2 separate regions of the Homo sapiens genome follow, and region 2 is linked to region 1. A link is a contact called in ENCODE Hi-C or POLR2A ChIA-PET data. All regions are on one chromosome and are shown on one strand. Each heading gives the region's core, a stretch centred on a gene start or an enhancer-like site at or near the end of the contact. The rest is flanking DNA. Distances are from core to core; before and after follow the strand shown. Region 1 holds the start of RSPH4A (radial spoke head component 4A). Region 2 has its middle 97 kb from the start of RFX6.

Region 1 (3,796 bases), core at 1,220-3,719:
CAAAAGAGGGAGTTGTTGGATCCCTGGTTTATAGCTGGTTGGTCAGAAGCACAGGTTAATCAGCCTGGGGCTTGTAATTGGCATTGGAAGTGTGGGGCAGTCTTGTGGGATTGAGCCCTCAACCTGTGGGATCTGATGCTATCTCCAGGTGGATATGTCAGAATTGAATTGGAGGACACCTAGTTGGTGCCCACTGCAGAAGTGATTGCTTGCTTGTGGATAGGGAAACAGAACCCCAAACATTTTGTCACGGAAGTCTTCTGTGTTGAGGCTGGGCGCAGTGGCTTACGCCTGTAATCCCAGTTACTTGGGAGGCTGAGGTAGGAGAATCGCTTGAACCCAGGAGGCAGAGGCTGCAGTGAGCTGAGATGGCACCACTACACTCCAGCCTGGGCGACAGAGCTGGCTCCGTCTCAAAACAAAGACAAAACCAACAGCAACAACAAGAAGTCTTCTATGTTGGTTGTTGTAGAGTGAGAGAATAGAAAAAGCATTCATTTCTTCTTAATAGTTGCTAGCATTGTGCTACCACTAAGTATATAGTGGTATACAAAATTCAGAGTCCTTGCTCTCTGGGGGCCTCCAATCTAGTGGGAGAGTCAGATATTAAAATATAAGTCTGTCTCTCTGTATAAAAAATTATAAATGACATTAAATGCTATGAAGGAAAAGAATAAGCTTTTTAGTAGTGTTCCATGGAAGCTGAGTTCTGAAGAATGAGGAGCCAGCCAGCCAAAGACTTAGAAAAGAAGCCTTCTGGGCAGAGGGAACAGCCATGGGGCTAGAGCTTAGTGATGGAGGGAGAGGTAAGAGTCGGTAAGTGTTGTTAGCCACTGGAATCTTGAGCAAATTAGGTTCTCCATGACTTGGTCTCCTCATTTACAAAAACAAATGAGTTGTATTAGATGTTTTCCAAAAGCCCTTCTAGCCCTAAAATTCTACTGACCCTATCATTATGTAACTCTGGAAGCAAAAATCTATAGAAATCTATACATGTCATAAGTTCTAAAATTAAAGCTATAATGGGATGGGCAGAACATATGTAGACTATTGATCATCACATTTTAAGAGACTTGGATAAAATGGCATGTGTTCCAGGTAGCTTGTATAGTGACCAATTCTCCGAGTTTGCGAGGACTAAGGGGTTTCTTAGGATAAAGAACTTTCAGCGCTCAGCCAAACTGAGATGGTGGTCACCCTAGCACTGCCTGGGTTGGGAACTCAAAAGCCATGCAAGCAATAGCATCTACAGATGAGAGACGTGATTGCTTTCACTGGTAGACAATTATTTTTCACAAGCATCCTGGAGAGATGCTTGGACTTTATGGTCTTTATGGTCTTTTTCAAGCCCGAGATTCCATAATTCCTAAGTTTTATTTTGTTGTGTGCCTAGGGTCTTTAAAGAAGCTGGAGGAAAAGGACAAAAAAAAAAAAAGGTTAAGAAAAAGAAGGTACAAGAATCTCCATTAATGACCTGTTTTGAGTCATGTGATCCAGAGTTATGTCATTAACTCTCTTTTACTAACACAATCTTTCAAATATATTTTGATTCACCCACAGAAACACACTCTCACACAGAGATACTCACACACCCTCTTGCTTTGCCAAACATTTATCTTTTTTCCCTCTGAGACTTACAGATTAAAGCCCGAATTGCTGCTAGTCTTCAGCAGGTAAGCCTTAGCATTCTGAATGGTGATCTCAAGCATGCTGGGGGCCACTTCAGAGCCCCCAGGCGCCGGCTGCTGTAAATCATAGTCACTGTTTGAGTCTTCCTCCTGAAAAACGTCAAATCTCAGCTCTTTCTGTTTAGCGTTGTTATAGCTCACGTCCCTTCGTCCACACAGGTGGGGTTTGGGTTGCTGAGACTGTTGAAAGGTGTTTCCTTCTGACTGGCTTGTGTGATGAGGAGTTGATTCTCTTTTATCAGATGATTGTTCCAAAGGATCAGGATAAGGTGTCCCAGCTTCAGGAATCACACTCGTGGTCCTGTCCGACTGAGGTGGTGCCGCGAGGTCTTGTCTGGCCGGAGCCAGGGGAGAAGGAGAGGAAGAGGGCTCCCGCGGAGAGACAGGAGCAGGTGATGATGTTTCTGGTCCCGCGGGGCCACCCAGAGGCGTCTTGGCTCTAGACTGCGGGCTCCAAGGACGGCTGCTTCGGGACTGGCGTCCAGTTTCTGGCCCCTGCTTCGCCTCCAAGGGCTCAGACGACTCAGGCTCAGAATATTGGGGAGAAGCTGCTGTCTTTCCTTCCCATGGCCGCCTTGTTTCCCCTAGTTCTTCTTGGTTTTCTTTTTCTTGCTTCGGGGAGGTTGAGTCCTCCATGGAAGCAGTTCAAGAAAAAAAATGTTCTGGATGAAAGGGGCGTGAAAATATGGAAGAAGGCAACTCAGTTAAGTTACTTTGCCGCGGTCTCTTAAGCGATTTCTGGGTCCTGGTTGCTCTGTGAGTTGCTGCGTCCTATCTCCATAGCAACCCCAGGCCGGGTTCCTCTCAGAAAAACTCACCGCGCCTGTTGCCAGGATTCGAGGGCGGAGACTAAGAGAGAACGAGAGAGAGAGATGAAAATCCTAGCTTTGTGATTCGGTACAACCCCTGCCCCTCGTTCTATCGCAGCCAATCCGACCTAGACTCGACCAGTCTTGCTTGGAAACCGAGAACTCCAGATCCTGCGCCTTGAGCACAAAGTAGGAAGAATGGCGACCCCATGCGAGAGACCTTTAGGGGTCTGAGACTGATCCAAGTTGTGCTGTGAGGAGCGAGTCGTGCGTTAGTGGAGGGACAGTGTATTCATGAAGCGTGTGTGTGGAGGGTGTGTGTGTGTGAGAGAGAGAGAGAAGGAAGGAAGGAAAGAACGGAGGAAGGAAGGGAGGGAGGGAGAGAGGAGAGTGAGGGGTAGAGAGGGAGGAAGAGACTGACCTTGGTAATCTCGGAGGTGCAGGTAACAATGGGACCCCAGTGTGCTGACCAGGAGACCCCAAGCCTCACATTTAGCGTGCATCAGCTACAACCAACCAACTCTAAAGACTCGGAGAATAGACAAAGCAGTCCTGAGTTTTGTTCTTCCTGCTTATAAGGAATCTCCTGGTGATTAGGCAGAATATTATACTTGAGAAGGCAATGCAGAAAACCTATAAATAGGCAATTCATGGGTTACCCGTTTTCTAATAATTGAAATTCAAATTAACACTAAACTATATTGGCATAATATAATTTTTATTTGATAATGTAAATGTAAATGCATAATTTTGCAATGATTTAAGTTCAAGATTATGACTATTCATTTATAGTATACAGTCTCCAATATGAAGAAGGTATAGAAGATTGGACCATATCTGGACTTAACTATAAACCATATATTAATTAAAGTCTTTAATGTTAATTGTTTTGTATTTCTTTCTCTTTCTAAATATACCAACAAATACTTGGCATTTGACAGTTTACATTGATATAGCTTCTATTTAGCAAGATGTTGCTCTAAATTCTAACTTCATGGAAGAACATAATACTCCTCCATTCAGTGTGGTGAGGGAATCACAGACTAAAATAATTTGATAAAAACTGTGTGCACACACACAAAATGTTGAATATAACTTCTGCTGGTACAGAGACTCTTTAAAGTCAAATGTCTGGGATTTAGAATGCTTGGATTTCTAAAAACAGAACATTAAGATAAACTAGAACAATAAATTCTGGGGTTTTTTGGTAATTGGTGCAAGAGTTGAGGAAGTTAGCATTTTTTCCCCCTTAATTTCTCCCTTGCAGCTGGCAAGCTGTAATGGAGGCTTTTTTTTTCT
Region 2 (3,505 bases), core at 531-3,030, 360 kb before region 1:
CACTGGGGATTGGGCTTTAACATATTAGTTTGGGGGGAACACAAACAGATCATAAGTAGTCTCGATTACCACACCCTAGCCCAGTACACAGAACCAGTCATAGCTTCCTGTTGCATGGGGCTCTGAGATCAGATTGCTCATCCTCAGTTACAAGGCGCCTATTACACTCTCCTGAACTGGTCAGTGAGCTCATTTCACTGCTTGCTATCCCATTACCACTGTTCAGCTCATGAGAACTTCCCTCTGCTGTTTGCCCTTTCCACCCAGTTACTCCTCTTCTAGATCTTCCCTGCCTAGCCTGGCACTCTGCATGAGGACTGCTCTTCACACAATATGCAACCACTTCACTTACAGCTACCCATCACCTGAACAAAATCCCCCTGGATGAAGTGAGATAATGTATCTTCATCACCTACCACATCTGTTTGTTAAAAAGATGATAGATTCTACTTTCTATATAAGATAAATAATAATCATCTAGTCCTGAGCATGAACACAATACTATAAATTTGGTAATCCTTTACCAAAAAAATACATGGTTTTAGATTATTCTTTTAATGTGTTAGTCTCAGTTAAGAAATTATTACTTTAACTGGAATTTTGGAGGAACAAGACTTAGAAATGATAAAATTTGGTGGTAATCACACACAATAACAATTTTTATTGTTTGAGTCAGTGCTAGAGTTCATTCAGGTGGTATTTGGCTGGCTTTGTTAGTCTTGCTTCCCAAATTAGCTTTGCTTTCCGATCCAGATGTCAATATGTGAAATGGTCATCAGCCAAGTGCAGAAGGATACACAAGCTGGCTGCAAAACATGATGACCTATCCAGTGGAAAGATGAAACCTGACAGAGACCTGGGGACAGGCTCAGACTCTGCCTGGGAATGCTTAGGAATCTGGGGAAAAGCACATCGGAAACTTGAAAAGGGAAATGGCAAACTTCAAAAATGTACAAGCTGAAAGCTACAAAAAGCTCAACCCAACCGTCTTTGGAAAGGCAATCCCAGTCCTTGGGAATGTCATAGAGCAAATCTATTACCACATACATGAACTCTCAGTGCTAATATGGCTTGCCAATGAAAATTTGGCTCTCATGGACTGAAGCATAATCAATGATACACAAATCAACTATTCCGAGTGTATAAACGAGCTCTGTGAATTGATGAGACATGTGTAGCCCTGAGGATAAGAGGATAACAGGTGTATAGTCACTGTTTTCTCAGAGCTGGTCACATGAAAGGAGAAAGCAGTGATGCATACAGCTGTATTTATATCCTGCATTCAATCATGGAAAAAGCAGCATTCAATATCATTGTCTGCCCCCACTAAAAGGAGATCTGGATAGTTCTTTTGGGAATTTCACAAGTTATCTGGACACAGAATGTAGCCCTTACTTATTTCTCAGCTCTACAGAGTTTTAAAATGTATGTGTAGGGGAAGGGATATTTGGCATATCTGGGAACCTTCCTCACAATTTACTGCTAACCTAAAACTGCTTTAAGAAATAGTCTTTAATAATGATTTTTTCAAACCAACAAATATTATGCATTGCTTTTAAAATTCAATACCAATCAGTAAATGTGCTTTGAAATTTGTAAAGCCCAGGTAGTTAAGACACATACACTTTGTGAGTCTCTTAGAAATAGTGGCACCATCCCATCAGAGCAGGCACAATGTCTCCTTTAACAGATGGCTGGGAAAGAAGGCAGCCAAAAGACCATGTATGAACAACAAATGTGCTTCTAAGGGCGGCAGTCCAAGCAGCGAATGTTGAAATTGTTTTCCATCCTACGCTTGCAGGCCTGTGGCAAAGGGACTGGGGAATCAGTTGACTTGTGTGCGCTTAAGCAAAATGGCCAAATAGCTCCCATGACTATAGGAAAGGAGACCAGCAGATGTGGGGGCAGCAGAGTGTTCCAAGCATGGGATTAGGAATGCTCATTGTCCTTGCACCATTACGAGCAAGGCTCTTCTGCTATCTGTTAACACCATGTTTTATCTTGTTTTCATTCATACACGCTGAAGAATGAGCACAACACAGGCAGTTTGGCATCTTTAGAGATGAAAAGTATTTTCGCTAGAAAGATCAGGTACAAATCTATTTTACCTAAGAAGAGAAATATTATTTATAAGAGGGGAGGTGTCTTTGGTCTTTGCTGCCTTTCTCACTGTGCTTTAAACAAATTTCTACTACATAAATGTGGGTATAACTAGTTTATAATCTTATATATGTCTAGTTCAAGTCTTACAAGGATGCAGTGGAATATCTGCAGTGAAGAGAAGTCTTGCCCATCTATATAAGGACCTCTGGAGTAAAAAGCTGCAGTGTTTGTGAATTTTGAGGCTATGTTGTTGAATGATCATTTTTACATTAATGAGACTTTTTGGCATAGTGTGTGGATGGAACTTAAATTTTAATAGAAACATCATGTTATTAAAGCCCAAAGTCCATTGGTGAGGGTATGTGTGTATGTTTACGTGTGTGTATAAAGTTGGTTTCTATATCCAAATGACTATACATATATGAATATAAAAAAGTTACTATTTCTGGGTTTGCTGCATTGATTCTTTAAATAACTAGATTTTTACAGTACTCAGAACAACGAGACAGATAAGTTTCATTGTAAAATGAGGCCCTTGATAAATAGACTTCTGTTGTGGGACTTTTCAGTTCTTAGAAGAGTTCTTACTTTTTAAACGTATGTATTGACAACAAGTGAAAGTAGACGGAAGAAAGATTTGATCCATATGGTGCCATAAAATCCATGTTTAAGTAAACCTAATGCTACTTCTCAAACAGCACTCCACCAAGTTGACACCCATACTCTCTCCACCCTGAAAAGGTTTAGGGAATAATCACTTTTTCAACCTAATCTTTATTAGATCAACTACATTCTCTGCCATCTTATGATAGGAACCCCACTCATATATAATGCAGACTGGAGGTAAAGCCTTTAAAAATATATAATGTCCTTTCATAAGTTTTCAGGAAGTGAGAATCTTTGTATAAAATCAGGCTGGGTTATTGACTCAAGAATTCTCCCATCTGCCGAATCTAATCAGTACAGCAAACATCTTCAAATTATTCTCAGACACTGACACAGGCTTATGAAATACATTCCTTTCTATTATTTCCTGATCTTGTCCAACTTTGTACACTTTGAACCTCTAGGATTGGAAATCAATCATGCTGACAACTCATGTTATTTTTTAAAAAATTAATACTATTTGCCAAATCTTGAAATATTTCTCCCAATTTTCATCAAAAATGAAATGTTATTTATTATGGTAATGTTTTTGGAGTTGTTCGTCTGTAGTTTCAAATAATGTTGGCTTAAAATAATGTAGTTAAATATTTTGTATTTCAAAATAGCTATAAGAGATGAATTCAAATATTCTAACCACACAAAAATGATAAATATATGAGTATGCTGAAAACCCTGATTTGACCATTACACAATATATACATGTATCAAAACATCATACTGTACTCCATAAATATGT

What was found. A loop is a pair of places that touch in the nucleus more often than their neighbours do. ChIA-PET counts read pairs that join two places held with the same protein, here RNA polymerase II (POLR2A). Pooled maps may share reads with other maps.
Region 2: a loop to region 1 is called in a map with no recorded cell type, with 4 times the contacts of the local background. The contact joins the enhancer-like site here to the promoter of RSPH4A in region 1. A Hi-C loop is called at or near these places in 1 of 168 maps with a recorded cell type or tissue (endothelial cell of umbilical vein), 3 of 37 single-sample maps with no recorded cell type and 10 of 50 pooled maps. POLR2A ChIA-PET finds 5 or more read pairs at or near these places in 1 of 52 experiments (A549).

The regions. Positions count from the first base shown.
Region 1 is chr6:116,615,152-116,618,947 of GRCh38, reverse strand. It overlaps RSPH4A (radial spoke head component 4A), which reads right to left and starts at 2,469. Exons shown (of 6, transcript NM_001010892.3): 1 at 1,639-2,469. The coding sequence starts at 2,324. RefSeq lists enhancers at 2,150-2,269, 2,320-2,419.
Region 2 is chr6:116,972,451-116,975,955 of GRCh38, reverse strand. No RefSeq gene overlaps it. Among named protein-coding and RNA genes, the nearest start is that of RFX6, 97 kb to the right of the region's middle. Within about 2 kb of position 1,780, at least 2 of the 41 ENCODE cell types and tissues checked have a DNase peak (open chromatin) inside an H3K27ac peak, as active enhancers do.